Linked DNA regions of Mus musculus: region 1 is linked to region 2. The links are chromatin loops, found by intact Hi-C in ENCODE. Cell type or tissue: heart. All regions are shown on one strand. Links, peaks and the distances in the headings refer to the core of each region. The heading gives the core; the rest is flanking DNA.

What was found. Peaks named below come from ENCODE experiments on the same cell type or tissue, not always from the same donor. Only the 100,000 strongest peaks of a DNase experiment are listed, where the experiment ranks them.
Region 1: it touches region 2 in a loop (2.6-fold over the local background); 8 of 42 quality-filtered maps call a loop at or near these places.

What each region holds. Positions count from the first base shown.
Region 1 is chr5:113,467,907-113,476,354 of GRCm38, reverse strand. It overlaps Gm30812 (a long non-coding RNA gene), which reads right to left. Exons shown (of 3, transcript XR_389557.3): 2 at 2,655-2,809; 3 at 172-852. Among named protein-coding and RNA genes, the nearest start is that of Gm30812, 7.4 kb to the right of the region's middle. In heart, for the core only: CTCF peaks have their summits at 3,821 (motif pointing left) and 4,746 (motif pointing left); a DNase peak (open chromatin) is centred at 4,765; H3K27ac peaks cover 1,367 bases; H3K27me3 peaks cover 477 bases.
Region 2 is chr5:113,812,113-113,820,560 of GRCm38, reverse strand. It overlaps Selplg (selectin, platelet (p-selectin) ligand), which reads left to right. Exons shown (of 2, transcript NM_009151.3): 2 at 313-2,763. The coding sequence starts at 318. The coding sequence ends at 1,571. Gm42004 (a long non-coding RNA gene) reads right to left here. Exons shown (of 5, transcript XR_878692.2): 4 at 6,680-6,808; 5 at 5,577-6,258. It also overlaps the pseudogene Gm19931. Among named protein-coding and RNA genes, the nearest start is that of Selplg, 14 kb to the left of the region's middle. In heart, for the core only: CTCF peaks have their summits at 4,602 (motif pointing right) and 6,781 (motif pointing left); no DNase peak of the experiment used is centred there; H3K4me3 peaks cover 544 bases; H3K27ac peaks cover 301 bases; H3K27me3 peaks cover 3,102 bases.

The sequences.
Region 1 (8,448 bases), core at 391-8,390, 340 kb after region 2:
CCTCTGACCCCTCCCCCCATCCCATGCAAACTGTGGTAGAGGTAGAGGTGTGCACACATACACATAAATAATAATAATAAAATAACCTTAAATAACGTCCTTATGAAGTGAGCAGTAACTTAGAGTAATGCAGGAGCATGAATATGAACCGAGTAAGATGACATCTGTGCATCTAAGTGTCACAATGCAGCCATTGCTTTATACACTGAAAAATGAACGAGGAAAAAAAAAAAGCAACTACTTTGCAGCACCTAGAAACTCATTACTGTTAACGTTATTCAGGCGCCGCTCATGCAATGGGAAAGTCACTCCTGGTCCCTACCTTCACTATGTGCCAGGTTTGGCTGACATAACGATGGACCAAAGAACTCATCTGGGCAGAGCACTTAGTAGGACCTCACTCTAGATTACTGCAGAGATGGACATTCAGGAAAACACTGCCCAGTCCAGGAGGGTGTATGCCTCAGTCAGCAATGGCTACGGTAGAGCTGTGTAACAAACAGCCTTCACCTCTAAATGTTATGGGGGGTCCACTGAGTTGTTTCCTCGTGTGGGGCTCCAGATGAAGGAGATTAAAGTCAACTAAGAAGAATGGCCTGGGACAAAAGTCCACAGATGTTTTGAGAAGGACCTCCAGGAAGCAGGGGCCAGGTTGGGAGGGTGGCTCCACTCTGAGAATGGTTCTCAGATTCAAGAAGTGACTCTGGTATCAGGTAGGCTTGAGTTCCAATCCTGGCTTCTTCATTGAGCGAGGCACAATTGGCACAAGCTTGGCCAAGCCTTCGTGTCCTCTGCAGGTCTTGGTGAGGACTGAGTAGGGGCATAATGGGATGTGAAGTTCTTCGTACCATTCTGGAATGAGGTAGAGAGTTGAGTTCTTTGTTACACACAGTGTATCAGCTAGCTACTGCTTCATAACAACCATGCCCAAACTTACAGCCTCAGTCCTTTCAGTTACCGTATGTGAGTTGACTGGTCACTCTTCTGGACCATGTGGACCTGCTTCTGTGTCTGGGTGTTGCATGAGGTGGCTTTTTCCTCTTGGTTTTGGGACAAAGTATCTCTACCAGCCTTAGCAGTCTAGTCTGGGCTCGTACCCTGTAGCTGACCAATGTTACAAAGGACAGAACACCATCCCATTGCCTTAAGAGCTAGGGACTATCAGAGTTGCTTCAGCTATCTTCAATCAGCCAGACTTAAGTGACAGTGCTAGCCCAGGGTCAAGGATTTTAACTCTGTGTGTTAGTGGGAGAAGATGGAGCCATGATGGGAGATGGTATGTGCTGAGAGGGGCAGAAGACTATGGCCATTTCTGCATTCGCCACACGTGGCTCTGGGGTCACGAGATGATGTGGGGGTGAGAGGGAATGTTCCCAAAGCAGGCAGCTCAGAAGTGTTCTCCCAGCGTTGCCCCACAGCAGTCTGCTGTGACAAGCTCTCAGCTTGCCATCAGCGTCAGCAGAGAAAGCCCTGCTTGTCAGCTCCTAGGGCAGCAATGCAGAGTTCAGAACTGTGGTCCCGATCTTAGTCTGAGAATCCTGGCTTGCTCTGGCCGTCCTTAGTTAACTTGAGGAGACACCCAGTGAGGCTACAGCTTTTTCCTCCAGACTGCCCAGAGAGCCCCACTCTGTGTATCTAAAGGGGTGGTGCTGCTGTTTGTGGGAGACTGGATTCTGAGCCCAACTTCCTGAGTGTGAGCTCACAGCTCTTACCCACGGCTGAGCCGCTGGGCCGTGGCATTAGTTAAGTTCTCATTGTGCCTGTGACAGATGCCTCACACAAAAAACTTAAAGGGGAAAGGACTGGGCTTAGCGCATGCCTTCTGTTTTCAGAGGGTTCAGTCCCTAGTCGCTCGGCTTGAGCACTTGGGCAGAACATGGCAGCAAGAGCTGGGAGAGCCTGGTAGAGGTTATACCCTAATTCTTGGTGAACAGGAGGGGGCTGTGAAAGAAGAGGACCGAGATCCCAAGAACACCCCTCCAGTCCAACTCTTGACTTGGCAGCCTATCGTTCTATGAAGTCATTGGTCCATCAATTGGATCAGACTGTCAATCTAAGGTCTCTGAAAACAGCTCACAGACACACCCAGAAGTGGGCTTACCAAACCCCTGGGTGTTTCTAATCCAGTCAAGTTGAGGAACAATGTTGACCACTGAATCTACATTACAGGTAAGTTGGCCAAGGCCCAGAGAGGTCTAGTCACTTGCCAATGACATAGAACTAGGGGGAGCTTCTGTTCTAGGTTGGCGGCTCCTTCCTTTTCTCAGGGCAGATTCCACAGAAGCTGACGATCAATGCTCATGTGCCCTGTTGTCTCTGAGCAGGGCTGTTCTGCACAGGTGAAAAGACTCCAGAGTCCCCTCCTGCATCCACAGGCCCTGGCACCTTTAAGTCAACCACTCCCTCCCCTTGGACATCTCCATCCCTCCATTGTCACTTGCATTAGCAACAGTCAAGGAGACTCCATCCAAGTCCAAACAGGGTGGGTCACATGCAGGATCCTGAGCCTTCAGACCGTTAGAAAGAATCCAGGGGCAGAAGTTTCTCCATTTTCTGCTGAACCCTGATGAGCCAGCCATCGTTTGTCTTGACATGGAAACAATCCACACCTTGCTGGTGCTCACAGTGAGAAAGGCGAACCATATAACACTTACCCAGTGCTTGCCAGTGATCAGGAAAAAGACACAGTGGCTGTGGAGTCCCTGTGAAAGGAGCTGCAGAGCTGTGTCACTGTCGTCTGCATGGCTAGGACTGGGGGCACTGAGAACATCATCAGAAGAAGCTAGTGAGGTCTCCTGGTGCACAATCCCTAAGAGAGACAGAGAAGCCATTAGCAGCAGGAGGGCCGCACTGCAGAGATTTCTGTCCCTTGGCAAAGAGCTGAGAGAAAGCAAGAAGGTTGTGGTGTGACCTAGGGCTGGGTGGGGGGATTTCTGGGAAGGGATCCCATGTAAAACCTCAGCAGCAAATGGTGGGTCCCATCCAGACCTGTTTCTGTAGCCTGCCTGCTGCACTGCTGTGATCACAGCAGCAAAGACCCCAGTACCTTCTCTGTCCATGACTCTTGTCCTTGGCTTTGGGATTAAACTACCCCTCCCCCATGTGCCACCCCTCCTCCATTTTCCCTGCTGCTGTTACAAACACCCAACAAAAGCAACTTCAGGAAGGGAGGGTTGACCCCAGCTCAGAGTCTGAGGGTGTTTTCCATCATGGTGGGGGAGGTCGCGGTGATGGTGGGAGATGGTGGTGAAGGAGCATGAGTCAGAGGGTCACTTAGCATCTGTAGGCAGGAAGCACGAAGTGATGAATGGCAGCGCTCAGCTCATCACATTTTTATTTAGCCCTTGATACCTAAGAGCTGTGAGTGGAGGGTGGGTGGGTCTTCACTCCGCTCTGGAAACATCCTCACAGACACATTCGGGTCTCCCAGGTGACCACAAACCCACTGGAGTCACAGTGAAGGTGAACTGCTCACACCGGGGCAAGAAAAGGCTCAATCCTGCTGGTGCCCTTGTCCACACCAGGAGACCACACCCAGGCTGTTTGTTTGTCTAAGGACCATAGAAGATGGGTGAAAAAGAGCCTGCTGTTGGTTGGATGAGCCCAGAGGGTTAAGAAAGCTTATTTAGAACAGCAAATCAGAGTGGCTGGCCATGCTGCCACACTGTTGCTGTTTATCTCCAACCTTTCTAGGGCTATTTGTTACACAGTAGCCTCATCAGAACGAGAAATAGATACAAAATGGTACAAGTGCATGCTGGTGTAACCCAGCAACCAATGCTGATATAACCCAGCGCTCCCTGCTGGTGTAACCCAGCAACCAGAGACCCGGATACCGGCTCATGTTTGGTGAGGTCTGCTTCTGCCACAAGCGGTGTCCCTGGCAGGACTGACCAGCCGAGATGATTCACAGGTGCTACCTTGCTAATTTCTCTTGTTCATAGAGAATTCCCACTGGCCTCCACCTCCCAGGGATGAGCGTATCTTTGATGCTGCCTCTAGAGCATAGTGCCCAGCGTGGATCAGTCATGCCACCCACTTCTCAACCAAGTAGACACAGGTCAGCCAGGTTCCAGGTTTTGAGTGCCTCTTCACGGGGAATTCCTACAGATCACTTTGCCTGGCCTTAGGATTGTAACCAACTCCAAAGATGCGCACATATCCGAATAACCACAGAACCACATCCCTGTGCTCTGAGCTGGTCAGTAACAGAATAAACTATCTGATAATACACCAGGAATCCCAAATTAAGCTGTTTAATCCTCCCAGGATAGTACAGTCTGTGCCCTTATCATGAGATTAAAAACAAAGCAAAAGCCAGTAAAAGATTTTTAAAATCCACACTATATATAGGGCATGGTAGCTCATACCTGAAATCCCAGCCCTCTCAGATGTTGAGGCAGGAGGATTTTTATAAGTTCAAGGCCAGCCTGGACTACTAGTAAGATAAATATCTTTTAAAAAATCCATATTGCATGACTATATTAGATTTATGATTATATCCACAGTGTTAAACACACACACACACACACACACACACACACACACACACGCGACAAATGGCAAAAAAAGAAAAAAGGAAAAGAAAAAAAGAAGAAAAGAGAAGAGGGAAAGTTAGGATTTTATGGACAAAATCCATGTGGCTAAGAAACAAAGGAAAAGATGCTCACATTCCCCAGCGTTAGGAAAGTGCAAATTAAATACCCTCCTGGACTGTCAAAATGAAAGGAGTTCCAGCGCCCCCTCCTGGCCAGGGTCAGAGCAAAGGCTACATTCTTGTCTGGCAGCAGAGGATCCAGGCCTGGGGAGACTTCTAAGATGGTGCCCTTAGCCACTGTCTTAGTCAGGGTTCCTATTCCTACACAAAACACTATGACCAAGAAGCAAGTTGGGGAGGAAAGGGTTTATTCAGCTTACACTTTCCATATTGCTGTTCATTACCAAAGGAAGTCAGGACAAGAACTCAAGCAGGTCAAGAAGCAGGAGCTGATGCAGAGGCCATGGAGGGATGTTTCTTACTGGCTTGCTTCTCCTGGCTTGCTCAGCTTGCTTTCTTATAGAACCCAAGAATACCAGCCTAGGAATGACTCCACCCACAAGGGACCCTCCCCCTTTGATCACTAATTGAGAAAATGCCCTACAGCTGAATCTCACGGAGGCTGTTTCCCAACTGAAGCTCCTTTCTCTGTGATAGCTCCAGCCTGTGTCAGGTTGACACACAAAACCAGCCAGTACAGCCACCGAGTAACAGAAAATCTTCTACCAGGGGCTTCTGAGCTGGTGTTGTTTACCCTGCCTCTACCTCTTCTAACTTTTCCCTTTTCTCTCTTCCCCTCTTCCCTCCTCTCGAGTTGTCTCTCTTCTCCCTGCCACCCCCCCATCCCTTTCCTCCCCTTCTTATTCTTCTATTGCTTCCTCTCACCCTGCCCCGTGGGCGGTGGGCACCCTTCCCATTTCCACATTCCCCTCTCTCCCTTCCTCCTCCTCTTTTTCGCCCCCCACTCCCTTCTCCATGTCGCCTCTTCTTCCTATTCTGTCTTCTTTCTCACCCTCCTCCTCTTCCTCCTCATCCCCTTCACCCTTTCCTCCATGTCCCCCTTTTTAGTATCAGGAACCTCTTCAAAGAAGATTTTAGAGAGACAACCCCCCCCCCCGGAGCCATGGAACGAGAAAGCACAGTCATGGTTGTAGCTGGGGGCAGAGGGCTCCATCTTCTTTCCTGACATCTTCATCATAGAGTCAAGGAATTTCCCATGATTTCACAGAAGGACATGTGAACAGCCTTCAGAGGACAGGGAATGGCTGAGGCCACACAGCTGATGGTGACTTGGGCCAGCACTGTGCAGTGTGATTCTATGCTGTTCTGTTATCATCGTTAGGACCACCTGGAGTCCTCCCCGGAGCACCTTGCAAGGACACATTGAATGTTTGACAACTACTCCTATTTCCCTAGCAAAGGGATTGACAGGTGACTGGATATGGTCCACCCACAGCAGGAAGAGACCATGCCGTCTCAATGTCAGGCATGTTTTTTACAGTATCACTGCCCCAGGCACGGTGGCTGGCAAAGCCTTGACCAGCCCCTGTGATCTCTCCTACCTGTCAATCATACTCTGTCATTGCTGTCTTCCCTTCCTTCTTTGGGGATTGGGTCTCCATTCCCTCAGCATTCAGCACAGGCCACCTTGGCTACTCAATGGCTGTAACTGTCAGAATGTCCATTCTTAGGGCTCGGCTATGTGTCAGTTCTGGTGGAGGGAGGTGAAGGCAGAGGATTCTGGGGCAATGGTAGAAGATCCCATTGTGTCACCCTGGGCAGCGTGCCTGCTGCTCTGTGCCCTCACTGTTCTACAGAGACAGAGTTGTGATTGTGATGCTGTGGGGTCAAGTGAAGGAAGCCGAGTGACCCAGGAAGGAAGTCTGTACTAGAGCAGCGTTTGGGTGTAGACTGGGCAGAACAAATGAGCGCCATCCCCACCTGGCTGCACTCTGCCTGTTTATCCACTGGAATCTTCTGGCAGTATGACTCCCCTCTGCGGGGTTCTATCCACTCCAAGCTCCCAGAGTATAGTTGGGGGGGGTGTCCTTCCTTCTTAAGATGTTTTAAGGTGTGTGTGTGTGTATTCTGAAGCTGGAGTCACAGGCAACCATGAGCCTCCTGATGTGGAAGCTGGGAAGTGAACTTTGTCTTCTGCAAGAGCGGGATGTGCTATTAACCACCTGGCCTTAGCTCCAGCCGAGTGTGTGGGCTTTTGGGTGGCCTCGCTAATGGACTTAGTCTTTCGAAAGAGCCTAGGTGTCTTCCGCATTATACTGAGTCACATGCTCAATCTCAGCCAATCATTGGCTATACTGGGTCACATGCACACTCTCAGCCAATCATTGGCTATAGTGAGTCACATGCTCACTCTCAGCCAATCATTGGCAAGGGAAACAGCATTTATGAGCCTGTGATGTGCAGGGCTGTGGCTGATGAGAAACCATGTGGGCTTGGGAAAGATGCATTAAAGGAGTGGAATGTCCTGCCCAGAGGGACCTCTGCTGTTTTCAATTTTCATTCTAGGACCCCCCCCCCCCCACTCACTGAAGGCACTCAGCAGCTGGCGAGGGGGATGGTACTCCCTCCATTCCTTCTCTAGAGCTCATCTCCACCAGCTCCAGTATCCAATGCAGGCAGAAACGCATGATGGAGCTGGGAGACATTAACAAAAGATTTTGGGCTGGGTTCAAGTAGGTCGACTCCTTCAGGTTAGGGTGGGTGTCTGCGTGGCGTGATTTTGTTTGTCGTGCCTGAACCTAGTGTGGTAAAGGAGTGGGTCTCGGTTTAGCAATGAACTCTAGAGCTCTTATTTATTAATAACAGTCACAGATGCTCAAAATAAACTATGTTTGGTCAGAGGCGTAACCAGCCCTGGCTACAGTTCACTATGACTTCCAATTACTTACAGCATGGAGGATATTTGGTTAACATCTTTCTCCTTGGAGCTGTGGTGAGGAAGGGGGTGTGGCTGCCTCAGCCTCTGTGGACCCCATGCTAAGGGTAATGAAACCAGACTCCACCCGAGTAAGAGACTGCATCACCATGGCAACTTCCCCACTATGGAGACCCTCTATGGCCAGAGGCATGCCATGGCAAAGAAGCCTCAGTTTCTCCATCCATAAGGCAGGGTCTTGGATGGCTGACGGGCACGAGGCACGAAGGCAGCTTTAGGGTGGGTCCTCCATAGCTAGTCAGCTGCAGAGCTAGGGTGCAAGTGATCTCCAAAGCTTGCCCCGCAACGACCCAGCCCCACCCAGTGGGAAGGAGCAAGGGACCAGTGATCTTTTCTTGAGACTGGTGCTCTGCCATCAGGGCCAGGTCAAAAGTTCCGGTGCTTCTTCTAAAATGGCCCTCATCAGAGAGTCCCTGGAGCCACATGATTCTTAAAACTCTTCAGCATTCTGGAGTAGGAGCTATCCCCTGAGCTTGTTCCCCCACCCCCATCACACCCCATACCCTCTCATTCTCCTGTCTTCCACCCTCTTTCCTTTTCTGCCCTTCTGTCTGTTTTTCTGTTTCTGTTTCCTGTCCCCATTCCCCCCTCAGCTCTTTTTCTTCCTTGGCTTACAGAGATGAGGTCTTGCTGTGCAGCCCTGCCTAGCTTCAAACTCAAGGTAATCCTCCTGCTGAGCCTCCCAAGCTGGGATTCCCTGTGTGGGCTGAGTTCTTTGTTTTACCTAACAGCCTGTCTTACTTCCTAACTTTCCCATAAGCCCTTAAATTTCCCAGTCCTGGAGAACTTCCGGACCAGCAGGCAGCGTGCGGGACACGGGGCAGACGATCTGTGTGAGGACTCTGGTCCTGACAGGGCGGCAGCACTAGGTCAGGCAGAGGCATGGAGGAGGGGCTCACCTTAAGATGTTTCAACTGCTTAGTCAGCACGACTGTCATTCTAGACTGACTCCTGG
Region 2 (8,448 bases), core at 48-8,047:
GAGGATCACTAGTTTAAGGACAGCTTAGGGAGAGACTCTTGTCTCAAAGATATAATAATTAAAATTAAAAATTAAATAAAGAGGGGGAAAAAAGAAAGAAAACAAAATTTAACTCAAACCTTACGGGAGGGTAAGGAACCTTCTCTGATGGTCGGTTGGCATTATTTGTGTGGATATGCACAAAGCTTCCAGCCAAGGGTCTCAACTCAGGAGATGTCTGCCGCCACCGTGCCTGCCCCAGACCAGGCCAGCACTGTCTTGAGGTCCTCGGTGGGGGCAGGCTAAACCATATCTCTGCTCCTGTCTCCTCAGGTACCATGTCCCCAAGCTTCCTTGTGCTGCTGACCATCTTGGGCCCTGGCAACAGCCTTCAGCTGCAGGACCCCTGGGGGCATGAAACCAAGGAAGCCCCGGGTCCTGTGCATCTCCGGGAACGGAGGCAGGTGGTTGGGGATGACGATTTTGAGGACCCTGACTATACGTATAACACAGACCCCCCAGAATTGCTGAAAAATGTCACCAACACCGTGGCTGCTCACCCTGAGCTGCCAACCACCGTGGTCATGCTAGAGAGAGATTCCACGAGCGCTGGAACCTCCGAGAGAGCCACTGAGAAGATTGCCACCACTGACCCTACTGCCCCAGGTACAGGAGGGACAGCTGTTGGGATGCTGAGCACAGACTCTGCCACACAGTGGAGTCTAACCTCAGTAGAGACCGTCCAACCAGCATCCACAGAGGTAGAGACCTCGCAGCCAGCACCCATGGAGGCAGAGACCTCGCAGCCAGCACCCATGGAGGCAGAGACCTCGCAGCCAGCACCCATGGAGGCAGAGACCTCGCAGCCAGCACCCATGGAGGCAGACACCTCGCAGCCAGCACCCATGGAGGCAGACACCTCAAAGCCAGCACCCACGGAGGCAGAGACCTCAAAGCCAGCACCCACGGAGGCAGAGACCTCTCAGCCAGCACCCAACGAGGCAGAGACCTCAAAACCAGCACCCACGGAGGCAGAGACCTCAAAACCAGCACCCACGGAGGCAGAGACCACCCAGCTTCCCAGGATTCAGGCTGTAAAAACTCTGTTTACAACGTCTGCAGCCACCGAAGTCCCTTCCACAGAACCTACCACCATGGAGACGGCGTCCACAGAGTCTAACGAGTCTACCATCTTCCTTGGGCCATCCGTGACTCACTTACCTGACAGCGGCCTGAAGAAAGGGCTGATTGTGACCCCTGGGAATTCACCTGCCCCAACCCTGCCAGGGAGTTCAGATCTCATCCCGGTGAAGCAATGTCTGCTGATTATCCTCATCTTGGCTTCTCTGGCCACCATCTTCCTCGTGTGCACAGTGGTGCTGGCGGTCCGTCTGTCCCGTAAGACCCACATGTACCCAGTGCGGAACTACTCCCCCACGGAGATGATCTGCATCTCGTCCCTGCTACCTGAGGGGGGAGACGGGGCCCCTGTCACAGCCAATGGGGGCCTGCCCAAGGTCCAGGACCTGAAGACAGAGCCCAGTGGGGACCGGGATGGGGACGACCTCACCCTGCACAGCTTCCTCCCTTAGACTCCCCTGCCTGCCCACCTAAGCGAGACCTTTGCTAGCTCCACTCTCACCCGCTGGTCACAGAGGTCATAGATCTGGGCTTCCTGGGTGAAATGTATTCACGGGAGTCTTTAGAGCGCCCACCGCTGTGTGTCTCCCTGCAGGTCACTGGATACCTGTCCTTGCGTTCTCCAGAAAGACTCAGCTCCCTTATTCCACTCCCAAAAGCTACTCTGTTGGTTGCCATGGTAACCCGGTAAGAGAGGAGCTTTGTGGGAGGCCGCCATGTCTGCTTCTCTGATTCCAGTGGCAGGTAGCCTGGCTTTCCCAGGTCCCTGGCTTGGAGGGATGGTCCTTCCTTTGGGCCCGTGTGAACCAACGAGTTTCCGTACAGTGACAGAATGACCTCGCGCTGCGGCCTGGCCCAGCACAGGCATCCAATAAACATATTATAATAAACGATAGCTGAGTCCTTCATGTGCCTAGGCTGCCATCTCCAGCCCTCCCGGAGGGCGCTTAGACCATTGTCCACACCGCTCTTAGACATCTAATACATGCTTGGGCAACTGCAAGGGGCACTGGAGGGTTTAAGCGACACGTGGTAGGTAGCATATGCCCATCACCCAAGCAGTACAGGAGTTCAAGGTCATCCTTGGCTCGTTAACTGCCTGGGCTACATGAGACCCTGTCTCCGAGAAAACTAAAGCTGGGTCTGGCTGGCTGGCTCAGCCGGTGAAGGTGCTTGCTGCTACGCCTCATGGCCTAAGCTCCAGGGGGGCCCTCATGGTGGAAGGAGAAGGCTGACTCTCCAAAACTGTTCTCTGGCATCCATACTCACAGGTAAATATGAACACAACTACACAAGCTAGAGAACTTTATTGAATCTACCCTTTCCAAGGTGGGTCAAAGGAGGAAGGTCCCTTTGGTGTTGGCCAATTTCTTTTTAAAGATTTATTTATGTTTATGAGTATGCTGTCACTGTCTTCAGACACAGCAGAAGAGGGCATCGGATCCCATTACAGACTTGAGCCACCCCGTGGGTACTGGGAATTGAACTCAGGAACTCTGGAAGAGCAGTCAGTGCTCTTAACAGCTGAGCCATCCCTTCAGCAGCCCTGTCAGATTTTTTTTTTTAATCACCAAAGAGATTTTATTCAAGTTTCTAACACAAATGAGTTATTTTGGTTTTGAATTACAGAACTAAGTCCAAACTGAAAACAAATAGTTTCTCTTTTATGTTTGTTTGCTTGTTTTTTCAAGACAAGGTTTCTCTGTGTAAAGGAGGCCTGGGTGCTTTGGAATTGCTCTGTAGACCAGGCTGGCCTTGAACTCACAGAAATCCACCTGCCTTCACCTCTTGAGTGCTGGGATGAAAGGGGTGCACCACCACGCCTGGCTCCCTTGCCAGTCTTTAAGGTCTACCAGGCCAGGCCCTTTGCAGCCTTTGCTCTGTTTTTCCCTCGTTTCTTTTCTCTGTTGGCTTTGTCTTTTTCTTTGCCTCTGGTTTATCCACACTGGGTACTGGCCATGCTGGTCTAGAAGAGTCTTTCTGTTTCTCTTAATTTCAATTTCCATTTTCATGTCATCCTTTTCCTCATCCGCGCCACACCGCCCTTCCTCGCACTGCATTTTCTCCTGGAGAGGTTTGTTATCTCCTCAACGTCTTTCATTAGAGCATTTCCGTCCACTCTGAGGATACTCTTCCATCTGTTGAGCTCTCTTGGCGCAGTCTTCTCTTGTCAGCACGCATCTTCCTCTTCTACTTACTCCACAGGCTTTTAGCCATGCTTCACCTGAGAGACAGGACTGCACACCACGTGTGGGATGCCAACCACAGATTTTTTTTTAAAGGCTAAGATGGTGAGTTCACACTCTTTTATTGTTTTTGTTTGTTTGTTTTTGTTTTTCGAGACAGGGTTACTCTGTGTAGCCCTGGCTGTCCTGGAACTCACTTTGTAGACCAGGCTGGCCTCGAACTCAGAAATCCACCTGTCTCTGCCTCCCAAGTGCTGGGATTAAAGGTGTGTGCCACCGCGCCCGACTAGAGTTCACACTCTTAACCCCACCCTGGGGGCAGCAAAGACAGGCATAGTGGTTCACTGGTCACCTAAAGTCTATCCTACCTCCAAAAGGCCAGGCCAGGCCAATAAGAGAGCATCTCAAAAGAAAGTTACTGAACAACAACAGCTGAGATGTCCTCTGGCCTCTATGTGCGCGCGCACACACACACACACACACACACACACCTATAAACAGGCAACAAGCTGGATCAGGCTCTGTGAGCTTATTAACCCCTATTTGCAGAGCAGCGAGACACAGGGTCACAGTTTTGTCAGCTTTCTGACCTTGGCTTTAGAGCCTATGTTCCAAGAGCCCCTCCACCCAAGCCAGCCACGAGGGCTGCCCATCTGTGGGCCACACAGATGATGGACATGCCCACCTCACTCAGACACCAAGGCATCATGGCACCCATAACTCTCACGCTGCTTGTCCTGCCCCAAGTCCTTCCTTCCATCCTTTCCACAGACAGAAGGGGACAGCTGCTTGAACCATACAGCATCCTGTCTCCTGGAAGAATGATGGTTTTTCTCTTCCAAAAAACACTCTCTGGAGCCTCTTTGGGAAGAAGAGGCTTTGCCCTATCTGCAGAGGGTGTGACCCACAATTCCAGGGCTCGAAGAAAAGGCTTCATTATGGGAGAGAGGGATGGAGAAGGAAGAGAGCCACAGAGAAAGACAGGAAGGAACGTGGCAGGCGATGGGGCCCTCAGGGACAGAGCAGGGAGTGTAGGGAGATGTCCCAGTATCTGGAGGTGGCAATGTCTGCTGCTTTCCTCTGGACCTGCAGAGGCCGCCAGCTGGCGGACTGAGCAGATCCTGGGTTTATCCTCCCTTTGGATCAAAAAAAGTAGCGGGGAGGATTCACAGACCTGGAAGCTACAGGATTTGAGGGCACCATAACAATTCCCCAGGGTCCTCGTCCCCTTCCTGGGGATGCTGTATAAGAACGTTTTCTTTCTCGGATGGGTCACCCGCTGGGTGAGGTGAACAGCCACCAGGGGGCGCCAGCCACCTGCTTCTGGGAGGAGGTGTCCGGAGGCCCAGCTCGGGGTTTTGAGTGTGGAAGCTTTTGGCTTTTCTGGCAATGTATTCGCTAAACAACTGATTCTCAAAACGTGACACCTGGCCTTGGGAAGATTCCAGGTGTCTCTGGCTCACAGATGCCCCCCTCTGCCCCATCTCTGTATGCCCCTGACCACGCAGAGCCTGAGTCGGTCAAGGCACCCTCTCAGCAAACCCACACAAGTCCTCAGAACGTCTTGAATCCCTTAAACGGTTTCTAAAGAGACCTTCAAATCTCCATTCCACAGAGGAGGAAACGGAGGTGCAGTGAAGTGAAGCCCAGCCCGACCCCCATCACACAGAGAATGTGGGAGCCCGGGCCCTTCTGCTCTTACTGTGACATCATCCCATGCTCCAGATCACACTGGGGTTCTGGGGGAATTCTGTGCCCCCAAAGACTCATCCTGCTGACCTTCCCTGACACTCGGAAGTCTCTCTTATTGTCCTTTAATTGTTCCTTGAAACAGAGAAAGAGCAAGGATACTTGGAAGGGTGACTGAAAGGGTAGAATCCAGCCCCTCTCTGTACAGAGCAAGACAAAGCAGAGCTGGGGCCTAGCACAGAGGGTTGGCATTTTATTCTGCACTTACTACACGCCTGACACCTATATTATCGCACTCACACCGGGGGTGGGGGCTGTAAATAGGGGTGCGACGATCACCTGAGCTGCTGCCTGGGGGAAACTGGAACTCAAAAATTGGGAGCACACAGATTGCATTGCCAAAAAGCCGGAAGAGGCGGGGAGGGGGTCGGACAGGAGGTGGGGTCAGGCATAAGGGGTCAGGCAAGAGAAGGGGGACTAAGTTTATGTTCAGTCCGTGACTCCGCCCATCGTGTCAGGGGCTGCCCCCTCCCACCACCCCCTCCCCCCCACATGGATGTTGACAGCTGATCCCGGCAGTTTTTCTCTCTGCCACTCACACAAGCCACAGGGTGTTAGAGCGTGTACTAGCATGGACCCAGTGGTGCGAGTGAGAGAAATGAACAAGGCAGGAGTGGGGGTGGGGGTAGTATCCAAAAAAGGATGAGTTAGTTGCTGCGGGGGCGGGGTGGGGGAGACTGAGGATGCTGGTAGCTCGCAGCTGAACCCAATGGATGAACGGATTAATGGAGGGTGGAGACACACCTGCGAGAAACTGGAGTTAGAGTGAGAGGAAGAGCTAGCTAAGACCTCAGGGTTCCAACGTGGGCCCTTGGGAAAGGCAGCAGAGGGTTGTAGAGGGCTGGGATGAGGAAGGGAGGGGTCCCTAAAGGCCTTCCAGGTGCTTCCCCGAGGCAGGCGCTGTTTGACACCATCATCCGTCAGAGGAATGCACAGGGAAACCCCACTGAGGGTCAGGGCACACCGAGACTGAAACTGAAAAAGAGCAGCACCCGGCTGGATGGGGAGGGGCTGGGGTGCTCCGCATGGTTGATGGGGTCCCATATGTTACACCTGCTCTGAAACCCAGTTGGGCAAGTTCCTATAGAGCTCACCAGTCGCTGTAAAGCTTGGGCATCCCACTCGAGACCTTTACCCGAGAGGATGCAAACACGTGCTGATCTGAACGGGTCCACAGGTTGGGAGCAGCCTCAGTCCTAACAGCCTGCGAAGGGGTAACTACATTGTGATATGTCCATACAGTGGGCTAGTACTCAGAATAAACAAAGCGGTTCCCAGCACACCCGCAGACCCGGTGAGCTCACGGACAGAGCCAGGCTGTTTGTAGAAGTGAATCCCAATGACACACTATCCAGGAAGGGGCTGGAGAGATGGCTCAGCGATCGAGAGAGCATTGGCTGCTCTTGCAGAGGACCTGGATTGGGTTCCCAGCACGTGGGAGCTCACAAACACCTGTAATTCAGCTCCAGGGTATTGGGTGTCCTCTCCTCACTCCCATGGGCACAGACTATATGTGATTCACATGAATGTATGCAAGAAAAACAGTCATACATGTACAAAAAAATCTAAAAAAAAAAAGTTCAGGAAAGGACTGGAGAGGTGAATCTGCGCTTAAGAGTACTCACCGTCATTACAGAGGACATGAGTTTAGTTCCCAGCATCCTCTGGTCGCTCACACGCAACTGTCACTCAGGCTCCAGGGTATCCAGCGCCCTCTTCTGGCTGCTGTGGGGACTTCATTCACCTACATATGCCTGTACAGAAACACATCTACATGTATAGTTGAAGAATTTAAAAACTATAAACGATCAGAAGAGCTTGGGAGAGGGCTCCGTGAGTAAAAGTGTTTGTCAAGCAGAGAATCCGAGTTTGAATGCTCAGAGTCACGTGATGGTTCCTGGGATCTCAGTGCTCTGTGGTGAACCGGAGGCAGAGAAGGAACAATGTCCCAAACACAAGGGCTCAGCTCACTTATCAGAGCTGCTTCTGGGCTCTGGATGGATTTAGCCACCACTCTGGCCTCCTGTGTGTCCTCACGCTTCTTCTGGGGAATGACATTTCACTCCATCCTTACCCTGGTACTGGATGTGGAGATGAGCCTGATCTCTTGTCCTACAGGATGGGTGCCTCTGTGTCTATCCATGTCACCCAGAGGCCATTGTTTACCTGTTCACAAGTTCTCTATTCCCTGGGTTAGGAAGGATATGGACAGGCTGAGACCCAGCTGGCTGTTTTCTGAGGGCCTCTTTGTGCCTCCTGGGTGGTCCCTAGGCAGAGGGCAAAGGACACTGCCACCCCCACCTACCTGTGCCCCTCCTGCAGACAGTCCCGGCAACAAGGATCCCTTACTGCTAGCTAAGTGTGATCCCTTGCTGCTAGCTAAGCATGATGCCTTGCTGCTAGCTAAACCAGTTGTCACGCTCTCCCACTGATCTCTCACCCAGGTGGGTCCTTGCACATCCATCACCGTGGGGAACTCAAGTGGCGGACACACACACCAGGTAAGAGCAGAGAGAGGAAATGAACTCACACTCAGCTCAGATCCCTTTCTAAAGACTTGTGCCATTTGAAATCCTCTCCTAAGGAATGGTGCTACCCACAGTGGAGGGTTCTCCCTGCTGGAGGAAATCTCCTGTAGACACGCCCACAGGGCAACCAACCTAATCTAGTTACTTCCTCTTTGAGACTCCCTTCCCAGGCTGATAATCAAAAGCCACAGAGCCTGAAAATCAGAGATCTGGACTACTCCCTCCCCCAGTATAATGGTACTTTTTTTGGGGGGGGGAGTCAGGTGCAGTGGCACACACCATTAGTCCCAGACATCAAGAGGTAGAGACATGTTGAAGAATAGAAAATTACTGGCCTCTTGTGAAAACATGAATTTTTTACCTCGGAGCCCACCCCCTCCCATCTAGAGATTGTTCCCAGAACACTCCTAAACTTTTCACCCCAAAACTCCTCACCCTAAAGTTCGAACCCTCCCAACTAAAAACTGTTCCAAGAACATTTTTGAGATAAAGGCCTCCTGGAACAACCTCAAAATGAACCAGGTACTCCTTAGTTACGTAGGTTCCTTGATAGGACATGACTCCTTAGTTACGTAGAATCCTTTGGCAGAACCCCTTGTCCCTTGGCAGAACTCCCTAGTGATGTAAACTTGTACTTTCCCTGCCCAGTTCTCCCCCTTTGAGTTTTACTATATAAGCCTGTGAAAAATTTTGGCTGGTCGTCGATTCTCCTCTACACCACTAGGTGTCACTAGGTGTACGAGTTTCGACCCCAGAGCTCTGGTCTGTGTGCTTTCATGTCGCTGCTTTATTAAATCTTGCCTTCTACATTTTATGTATGGTCTCAGTGTCTTCTTGGGTACGCGGCTGTCCCGGGACTTGAGTGT